Regions from separate parts of the Homo sapiens genome. Here region 1 is linked to region 2. Evidence: read pairs that join two places in POLR2A ChIA-PET (ENCODE). Cell type or tissue: MCF 10A. All regions are shown on one strand. Each heading gives the region's core, and the rest is flanking DNA. Links, peaks and the distances in the headings are about the cores only.

What was found. ChIA-PET counts read pairs that join two places held together with the same protein. Peaks named below come from ENCODE experiments on the same cell type or tissue, not always from the same donor. Only the 100,000 strongest peaks of a DNase experiment are listed, where the experiment ranks them.
Region 1: POLR2A ChIA-PET joins it to region 2 with 5 read pairs; 2 of 35 experiments call an interaction of 5 or more read pairs at or near these places.

Annotation. Positions count from the first base shown.
Region 1 is chr5:131,926,756-131,931,160 of GRCh38, forward strand. The region is part of intron 5 of MEIKIN (meiotic kinetochore factor); the gene reads right to left. Among named protein-coding and RNA genes, the nearest start is that of MEIKIN, 17 kb to the right of the region's middle. In MCF 10A, for the core only: no CTCF peak of the experiment used is centred there; no DNase peak of the experiment used is centred there.
Region 2 is chr5:131,627,178-131,631,582 of GRCh38, forward strand. The region is part of intron 1 of RAPGEF6 (Rap guanine nucleotide exchange factor 6); the gene reads right to left. Among named protein-coding and RNA genes, the nearest start is that of RAPGEF6, 5.8 kb to the right of the region's middle. In MCF 10A, for the core only: no CTCF peak of the experiment used is centred there; a DNase peak (open chromatin) is centred at 2,004.

The sequences.
Region 1 (4,405 bases), core at 176-4,175, 300 kb after region 2:
ATATGTTTCTAGGAATTTCTTCTTTCCTTCTAGGTTATTCAATTTATTGTCCTATAATTGGGCATGGTAGTCTCATGATTATTTTTGTTTCTGTGGCATCAGGTATAATGTCTCATCTTGCACTTTGAATTTTATTGAGTCTTCTTTTCTTAATCTAACTAAAAGTTTGTCAAACTTGTCTTTTCAAAAAACCAACTCTCAGTTTCACTGATTTCTTTCTATTTTTTTCAATTTTCTGTTCCATTTATTTCTGCTCTAAATTTTATTTCCTTCTATCTGATAATTTTTGGCTGTTCATTCTTTTTTTCTAGTTCCTTGAGGTGTAACATTAGCTTATTTGAAATTTTTCTTTTTAAATTTAGTTATTGTTATAAAATTCCCTCAGTACTGCTTTTGCTATATCCCACGTTTTAATATATTGTGCTTTCATCCGAAGATATTTTCTAATTTCCCTTTTGATTTCTTCTTTGACTCACTGGTTATTCAAGAGTATGTTAAATTTCCACATATTTGTGAATTTTCCAGTATTCCTTCTGCTACTGATTTCTAGTTTTGTTCCATTATGGTCAGAAAAGATACTTGGTATGTTTTCAGTCTTCCATTTGTTAAGACTTGTTTTGTGACATAATGTGATCTATTATGGAGAATGTCCTATCTGTGCATGAGAGAAATATATATTCTGCCACTGTCAGGTAGAATGTTTTGTATACATGTTAGGTCCATGTTGTCTATAGCGCTGTTCAAGTCTGCTGTTTGCTTACCTGTTTTCTGTCTGAATGTTCTATCCATTGTTAAAAGTGGGTTATACTGAATTATCCCACAATTATTGTATTACTATTTTTCCCTTCAGTTCTGTCAATGTCTGTTTTATATATTTAGATGCTGATGTTGGGTGCATACATATTTATAACTGTATATCTTCCTGGTGAATTGACCCTTTTATTATTATTTTTGTTCTTCTTTGTCTCTCATGACTGTTTTTGATTTAAAGTCTATCTTGTCTGACATAAATATAGCCACCCTCCTCTCTTTTGGTTACCATTTGTATGGAATATCTTTTTCCATCTCTCCATTTTTAGTGTATGTATCCTTAAATCTAAAGAGGATCGGCCGGGCGCGGTGGCTCACGCCTGTAATCCCAGCACTTTGGGAGTCCGAGACGGGCGGATCACGAGGTCAGGAGATCGAGACCATCCTGGCTAACACGGTGAAACCCCGTCTCTACTAAAAATACAAAAATTAGCCGGGCACGGTGGCGCGCGCCTGTAGTCCCAGCTACACGGGAGGCTGAGGCAGGAGAATGGCATGAACCCGGGAGGCGGAGCTTGCAGTGAGTTGAGATCGCGCCACTGCACTCCAGCCTGGGCGACAGAGCAAAACTCCGTCTCAAAAAAAAAAAAAAAAAAAATCTAAAGAGGGTCACTTGTAGACATCACATCATTAGGTCTTGTTCTTTTATCCATTCAGTCACTCTGTGTTTTGATTGGGAAGTTTAACTTATTTAAAGTAATTATTGATAGGTAAGGACTTAACTATTGTCATTTCACTAATTGTTTCTGTCTTGTAATTCTTTTGTCCCTTTTTCCTTTAGTGCTGCCTTTGTGTTCCACTGCTTTTTGTATATATCGATAATGCTTTTCTTTTTCTTCTTTTGTGATTCTTCCATAGGAATTTTGTTTGTGTTGACCATCGGGCTTACGTAAAATCTTCTATAGTTGTTAACAGTCTAAGCTGATAACTTAATTTCAATTGCATACAAAAACTACACTTATACTTCTCCCCCTCCTGCACTTTATTCATGTCACAATTTATATATTTTATGTTGTATTATTAACATCTTCAGTTAGTTTTTAACGTTTTTATCTTTTAACTCGTATACCAGAACTAAAAGTGATTTAATTCTGGTATACTACTATAACAGTATTACTGTATTCTGTACAGTATTACAATTACTATTACATTACTATTGTAATAGTATACTATAAATAATTAGTGAGCTTGAGGACAGGTCATTTTTAAAGACTCCAAAAGCAATTGCAACAAAAACAAAAATTGACAAATGGGACCTAATTAAACTGAAGAGCTTAATAGTAAACTACTATTACAATATTACTGTATTCTGTATTTATCTATATATTTATCTTTACCAATGAGTCTTATACTTTCATGTTACTGTTTAGCATCCTTGAGTTTCAACTTAAATAATTCCTTTCAGCATTACTTGTTAGGCAGGTCTAGTCATGGTAAATTCCCTCTGCTTTTGTTTGTCTGGGAAACTCCTTGTCTCTCCATTTTTGAAAGACAGTTTTCCTGGGTGTACTGTTGTTGGTTGATAATTTTTCTTTCAGCACTTTGAATATATCATCCCATTCTCTCTGATCTGTAAGGTTTCTGCTGAGAAATCCACTCATAGTTTTATGGGGGCTCCCCTGTACATGTCAAGTCACTTTTTACTTGCTGCTTTCAAAACTGTCTTTGTATATGACTTTTGACAACTCATTTATACTGTTTCTCAGTGTGGATTTCTTGGCTTCCTTCTACTTGGGTCCCTTGGGCTTCCTGGATCTAAATGTCCATTTCATTCCCCAGATTTGGGATGATTTTAGCCACTATTTCTTCAAATACACTTTCTAGTCCTTTCTCTCTTCTTCTCTGGGACTCCCATAATGCAAATGTTGGTCTGCTTGATAGTGGCTCACAAGTCTCTTAGGATTTCTTCAATCTTTTCATTCTTTTTTCTTCACTAATGGCATAATGCTAAATGACCTTTATTTTTCTTCCAATTTTTATTTTAGATATAGGGGGTACAGATGCACATTTGTTACATGGGAAAACTGTGTGTCACTGGGGCTTGGTGTACAAATGGATTTTGTCACCCAGATAGTGAGCATAGTATCCAATGGGTAGCTTTTCAATCTTCACCCTCTTCCCACCCTCCAACCTCAAGTAAGCCCCAGTGTCTACTGTTCCCTTCTTTGTGTCCATGTGTACTCAATGTTTAGTTCCCACTTATGAGAACATATGGTATTTGGTTTTCTGTTCCTGCATTAATTTGCTTAGGATAACGGTCTCTAGCTGCATCCATGCTGATGCAAAAGATATGATTTCATTCTTTTTTATTTCTGTGTAGTATTCCATGGTGTACGTGTACTACACTTTCTTTATCCAGTCTACCACTGATGGGCATTTAGGTTGATTCCACGTCTCTGCTATTGTGAAAATAGCTGCAACAAACATATGTGTTCATGTGTCTTTATAGAATGATTCCTTTGGAAATATATCCAGTAATAGGATTGTTGGGTCAAATGATAGTTCTAGGTTCTTTGAGAAATCTGCAAACTTCTTTCCACATTGGCCAAACTAATTTACATTCCCATTCCTCCTGTGTACCAGCAGTGTATAAGCTTTCCCTTTTCTCTACAATCTCACAAACACATTATTTTTTGACTTTTTAATAATAGCCACCTTGACTGGTATGCAATGCTATCTCATTGTGGTTTTGATTTGCATTTCTCTAATGAGAAGAAGACATACTTCTTTAGTCTTCTTTATATTCATGTCCTCTGCCCATTTTTTAATAGGATCGTTTTTTTGCTTGCTGATTTAAATTTCTTATAGATTCTGGATATTAGATCTTTGTTGGATGCATAGTTTGCAAATATTTTCTCCCATTCTGTAGGTTGTCTGTTTACTGTGTTGATAGTTTATTTTGCTGTGCAGAAGCTCTTCAGTTTAATTAGGTCCCATTTGTCAATTTTTGTTTTTCTTGCAATTGCTTTTGGAGTCTTTAAAAATGACCTGTCCTCAAGCTCACTAATTCTTTATTCTTCTTGAGCTAGTGTGCTGTTATATTGCTCTACTGAATTTTTCTTTTATTCTTTTTTATTTTTTTTAGAGCAGTCTTGCTCTGTCATCCAGGCTGGAGTGCAGTAGCATAATCATAGCTCACTGTAACATCAAACTCCTTGGCTCAAGTGATCCTCCCACCTCAGCCTCCTAAAGCATTGGGATTATAGGCATGAGCCACTGTGCCTGGCCTCAGTTCAGTGATAGTATTCTTCAGCTCCAAAAATTCCTATTTTGTTCTTTTTAAAACTTCCTTTTTGTTGAAATTCTTATTTGGTTCATGTATTGTTCTCAACTTGTTGAGCATCTTTTTAATGATTATTTTGAATTAGTTGTCAGACAATTTGTATATCTCCATTTCATTGGGGTCAGTTTCTGGGGATTTATCTTGTTCCTTTGTTTCGACCATGTTTCCCTGCTTCTTAATTTTCCTTGACAATTTTACTTGTATCAGCATCTACGCATTAGAAAATAACAGCCACTTCTCCCAGTCTGGCATTGTACAGAAGACCCTTATGAATAAGCCTACCCAGGGATCTCTCAAATCTTTGTGCTAGTC
Region 2 (4,405 bases), core at 279-4,278:
TATGAAGGAAGAGGAATAATGATGGCTCAATTTAGGACAAGTGGTTGAAGAACCTGGAGGACAAGATGGTTGATATATGAAGCTGAAGCACATAAAATTTAGGGGATAAGTTGGAAAACATAATCCTAGGAGGCATTAGCCTATAACAACTAACTGAAACCAAGCTGCTGAGTAAGACTGTCCAAGAAACAAAAAGTTAGCAGTTCCAATGAATACGAAGTGCTACCTTTTTAACATATGATGACTTTACAAAATGTATTTCCAAATTTTGGCTTGTAAAATATTTATTCATCATTTAATATGTGCAAATCATGGCATTAAGCACTGAGAGGGAAATAAACATTAAGGGAAATATAAGGAGTTCATTCTGAAGTAAAAAAAGGAACGTTATAAAGAATGGTATTAAATGTGGATTGAGCTGAGAAACAGCCAAGTTCAAGGTCTAATTATGACTGTGGCTTCTTTAAGGAATTCTGGCATAATGACGCAAAGAAGTACAGGCATACTCTGTTTTATTGTGCTTGGCTGGTATTGTGGGGTTGTTTTCTTTTTTTTTAAATACAAATTGAAGGTTCATGACAACCCTGCATCAAGCAAGTCCAACAGCACCATTTTTTTCAACAGCACATGCTCACTTCATGTCTCCGTGTCACATTTTGGTAATTCTCACAACATTTCAAACTTTTTCATTATATTTGCTATGGTGGCCTGTGATCAGCAATCTTTCATGTTACTACTGTAATTGTTTTGGGGCACCACAAACTGTGCCCATGTAAGATGGCAAACGTAACTGATGTATGTGTTCCAACTGTTCCACTGGCTGTTCCACCTTCTCTATCTCCCTCTCTTGGGGCCTCCCTATTCCCTGAGACATAACAATACGGAAATTAGGCCAATTAATAACCCTACAATGGCCCCTAAGTGTTCAAGTGAAAAGAGTCACCTATCTCTCACTTTAAATCAAAAGCTAGAAATGATTAAACTTAGGAAGGCTAACAACGGCCCAAAGCCAGGCCTCTTGCACCACACAGTTAGCCATGTTGTGAATGCAAAGAAAAGGCACATGGAGAAAATTAAAAGTGCTACTTTAGTGAACAAAAAAATGATTTAAAAAAAAAAAGTGAAAAAGTCTTATTGCTGATATGGAGAAAGTTTGAGTGGTCTAGATAAACCATCAAACCAGCCACAACAGTCCCTTAAGCCAAAACCTAATCCACAGCAAGGCCCTAACTTTTCAATTCTAAAAAGGTTGAGAGATGAGATGGCTGCAGAAGAAAAGTTTGAAGCTGGTGGAAGTTGGTTCATGAAGTTTACGAAAAAAAGCCACCTCCACTAACATAAAAAGTAAGTTATCCTGAAGATCTAGCTAAGATAATTAATGAAGGTGGCTACACTAAAAATCAGATTTTTAATGTAGACAAAACAGCCTTATATCAGAAGAAGATGCCACCTAAGACTTCCATAACTAGAGAGGAGAAATCAATGCCTGGCTTCAAAGCTTCAAAGGACAGGCTGACTCCTGTTAGAGGATAATGCAGCTGGTGACTTTAAGTTGAAGCCAATGATCATTTACCATTCTGAAAACCCTAAGGCCCTTAAGAATTATGTTAAATCTATTCTGCCTGTGCTCAGTAAATAAACAACAAAGCCTAAATGACAGCACGTTTGTTTACAGTATGGGTTAATGAATATTTTAAGTCCACTGATGAGACCCACTGCTCAGAAAAAAAGATTCATTTCAAAATACTACTACTCACTGACAATGCATCTTGTCACTCAAGAGCTCAGATGGAGGTACACAAGGAGATTAGTGATTTTTTTCAGGCCTGCTAATACAACATCCATTCTGTGGCCCATGGATCAAGGAAAAGTTTCAACCTTCAAGTCTTGTTATTTAAGAAACACATTTCATAAAGCTACAGCTGACATAGACAGTGATTCCCTAACAGATCTGTGAAAAGAAAATTGAAAACTGTCTTGAAATGATTCATCATTCCAGATGCCATTAAAACCATCTGTGGGCCAGGCATGGTGACTCACGCCTGTAATCCCAACACTTTGGGAGGCTGAGGTGGGAGGATCACTTGAGCCTAGGAGTTCAAGACCAGTCCAGGCAATGTATTGAGACTATCACTTAAAAGAAAAAAAAAATTGTGAAGCATGGGAGGAGGTCAAAATATCAACACTAACAGGAGTTTGAAAGAGGTTGAATCCAACCTTTATGAATGACTTTGAAGGGTACAACACTTCAGTGAAGGAAGCAACTGCATGTGTGGTAGAAATAGCAAGAGAACTAGAATTAGAAATAGAGCCTGGGCTGGCTCCCAGCACTTTGGGAGGCTAAGGTGGGAGGATTGCTTGGGCCCAGGAGTTCAAGATCAACCTGGGCAACATAGCAAGGCCTCGTCTCTACAAAAAAAAAAAAAAAATCAGCCACGCATGATGGCATGCACCTGTAGTACCAGCTACTCAGGAGGCTGAGGTGGGGTCACTTGAGCCTGGGAAGTAGAGGCTGCAGTGGGCTGTGATTACGCCACTGCACTCCAACCTGGGCAACAGAATGAGATCTTGTCTCAAAGAAAAAGAAAAAAAAAAAAAAGGAAAGAAAAAAAAAAGAAATGAAGATGGAGCCTGAAGGTGTGACTAAATTGCTGCAATCTCATGATAAAACTTGAGTAGATGAGAAGCTGCCTCTTATGCATTAGTAAAAAAAGTGGTTTCTTGAGACAACCTGCTCCTGGTGAAGATGATGTACATATTGTTCAAATGACAACAAAGAATTTAGAATACCACATAAGCTTAAGCTTAGTTGATAAAGCAGCAGCAGAATTTGGGAGGACTGACACCAATTTTGAAAGAAGTTACTGTAGGTAAAATGCTATCAAACAGCATCACATGCTAAAGAGAAATCTTTCATGAAAGAAAGTCAATTGATGTGGCAAACTTCATTGTCTTATTTTAAGAAACTGTCACAGCCACCCCAATCTTCGGCAACTACCACCCTGATTGGTCAGCAGCAGCTATCAACACTAAGGCAAGACCCTCCACCAGCTAAAAGATGACAACTAGCTGAAGGCTCAGATGACTGGTTAGTATTTTTTAGCAATAAAGTATTTTTAAATTAAGGCATATATCTTTTTTTAGACATAAGGCTATCACACACAATAAACTACTATATGTGTAAACAACTTTTATGTGCACTAGGAAATAAAATTCACGTGACTCACTTTATTGGGATATTGGCTTTACTGCAGTAGTCTGGAACCAAACCTGCAGTATCTGGGAGGTATGTCTGTACCTTAACAGTTTTTGTTGTTTTAGTGCACTTAATTGTCCATGGAGTATTTAAGTCTGAAATTTTCCATAAGAATATCTTTGCAAATTGAGAAAGAACTAGCTCAGGAAAGACAATGTTCTGTGGAAGCTGAATCTATAAGTAGGAGAAATCTCTCACACACACACTGTGTTAGAAAGATATCTAAATGGCACACTTTACAACATGTGTCTGTACTTGATGTCTGGCTCACTAGGATTATGCCTGAGTTGATAGTTTCACCTAAGGACGACAGATGGTTCAAAATAAAGGAACCATTCATTTTGTCCCAGAAACACAAGGAGTTCTTTACTCATTATTTACTCATCAATTACACGATGCAAACAAATGATTTCAACATACTAATTCTCATCCCTTTGTATATTTTTCACAACGCTTTGCACCCAGTAGGTATTCAAGGAAAAATAAGCCAAACAAATAATTTTATCCCCTTCTATTTTACAGCTTATTAATTTGGCTTCTAGGGCACCACCACTCTCTCGGTTTTTCTCCTACTGCACTGTTTGCTTCCACTCATTCTCCTTTGCTGATTTCTACTCTTCTCCCCGACCTTATACTGATCTCATGTCCCATGGTACTCACTGTCCTTGGTCCTCTTCTATTCTCTACGTACACTCACTACTTGGTAATTTTACCCAGTCTCATGACTTTCAATATCTATAAACTGATGACTATAAAATTGTTATCTCCAGCTCAGGCTTCTTAGTAATACAAATTTGTATATGCAACCTCTTACTCATTTCTAACAGACATTTCAAACTTGACATGTTCAAAACTGAATTTCTGATCTTGCCCCTAAAACCTACTCCTCCTGCAGCTTTTCCCATCTCGCTGATGGCAGCTCAAACCTCTCTGACAATAACTCCAACACTCCAGTTATTTAGGCCAAAAACCTTGAAGTCATGCTTGATTCTTCTCTTTTCCTCAAGGTCCACATCTGATCTATTAGCAAATCCTGTTGGCTAACCCTACAAAATATTTCTAAAACTTAACCACTTCTCACCACTTCCATTACTATCACTATCACTTTAGTCAGAGTGACCATCATCTCTAACCTGATTTTATGCAATA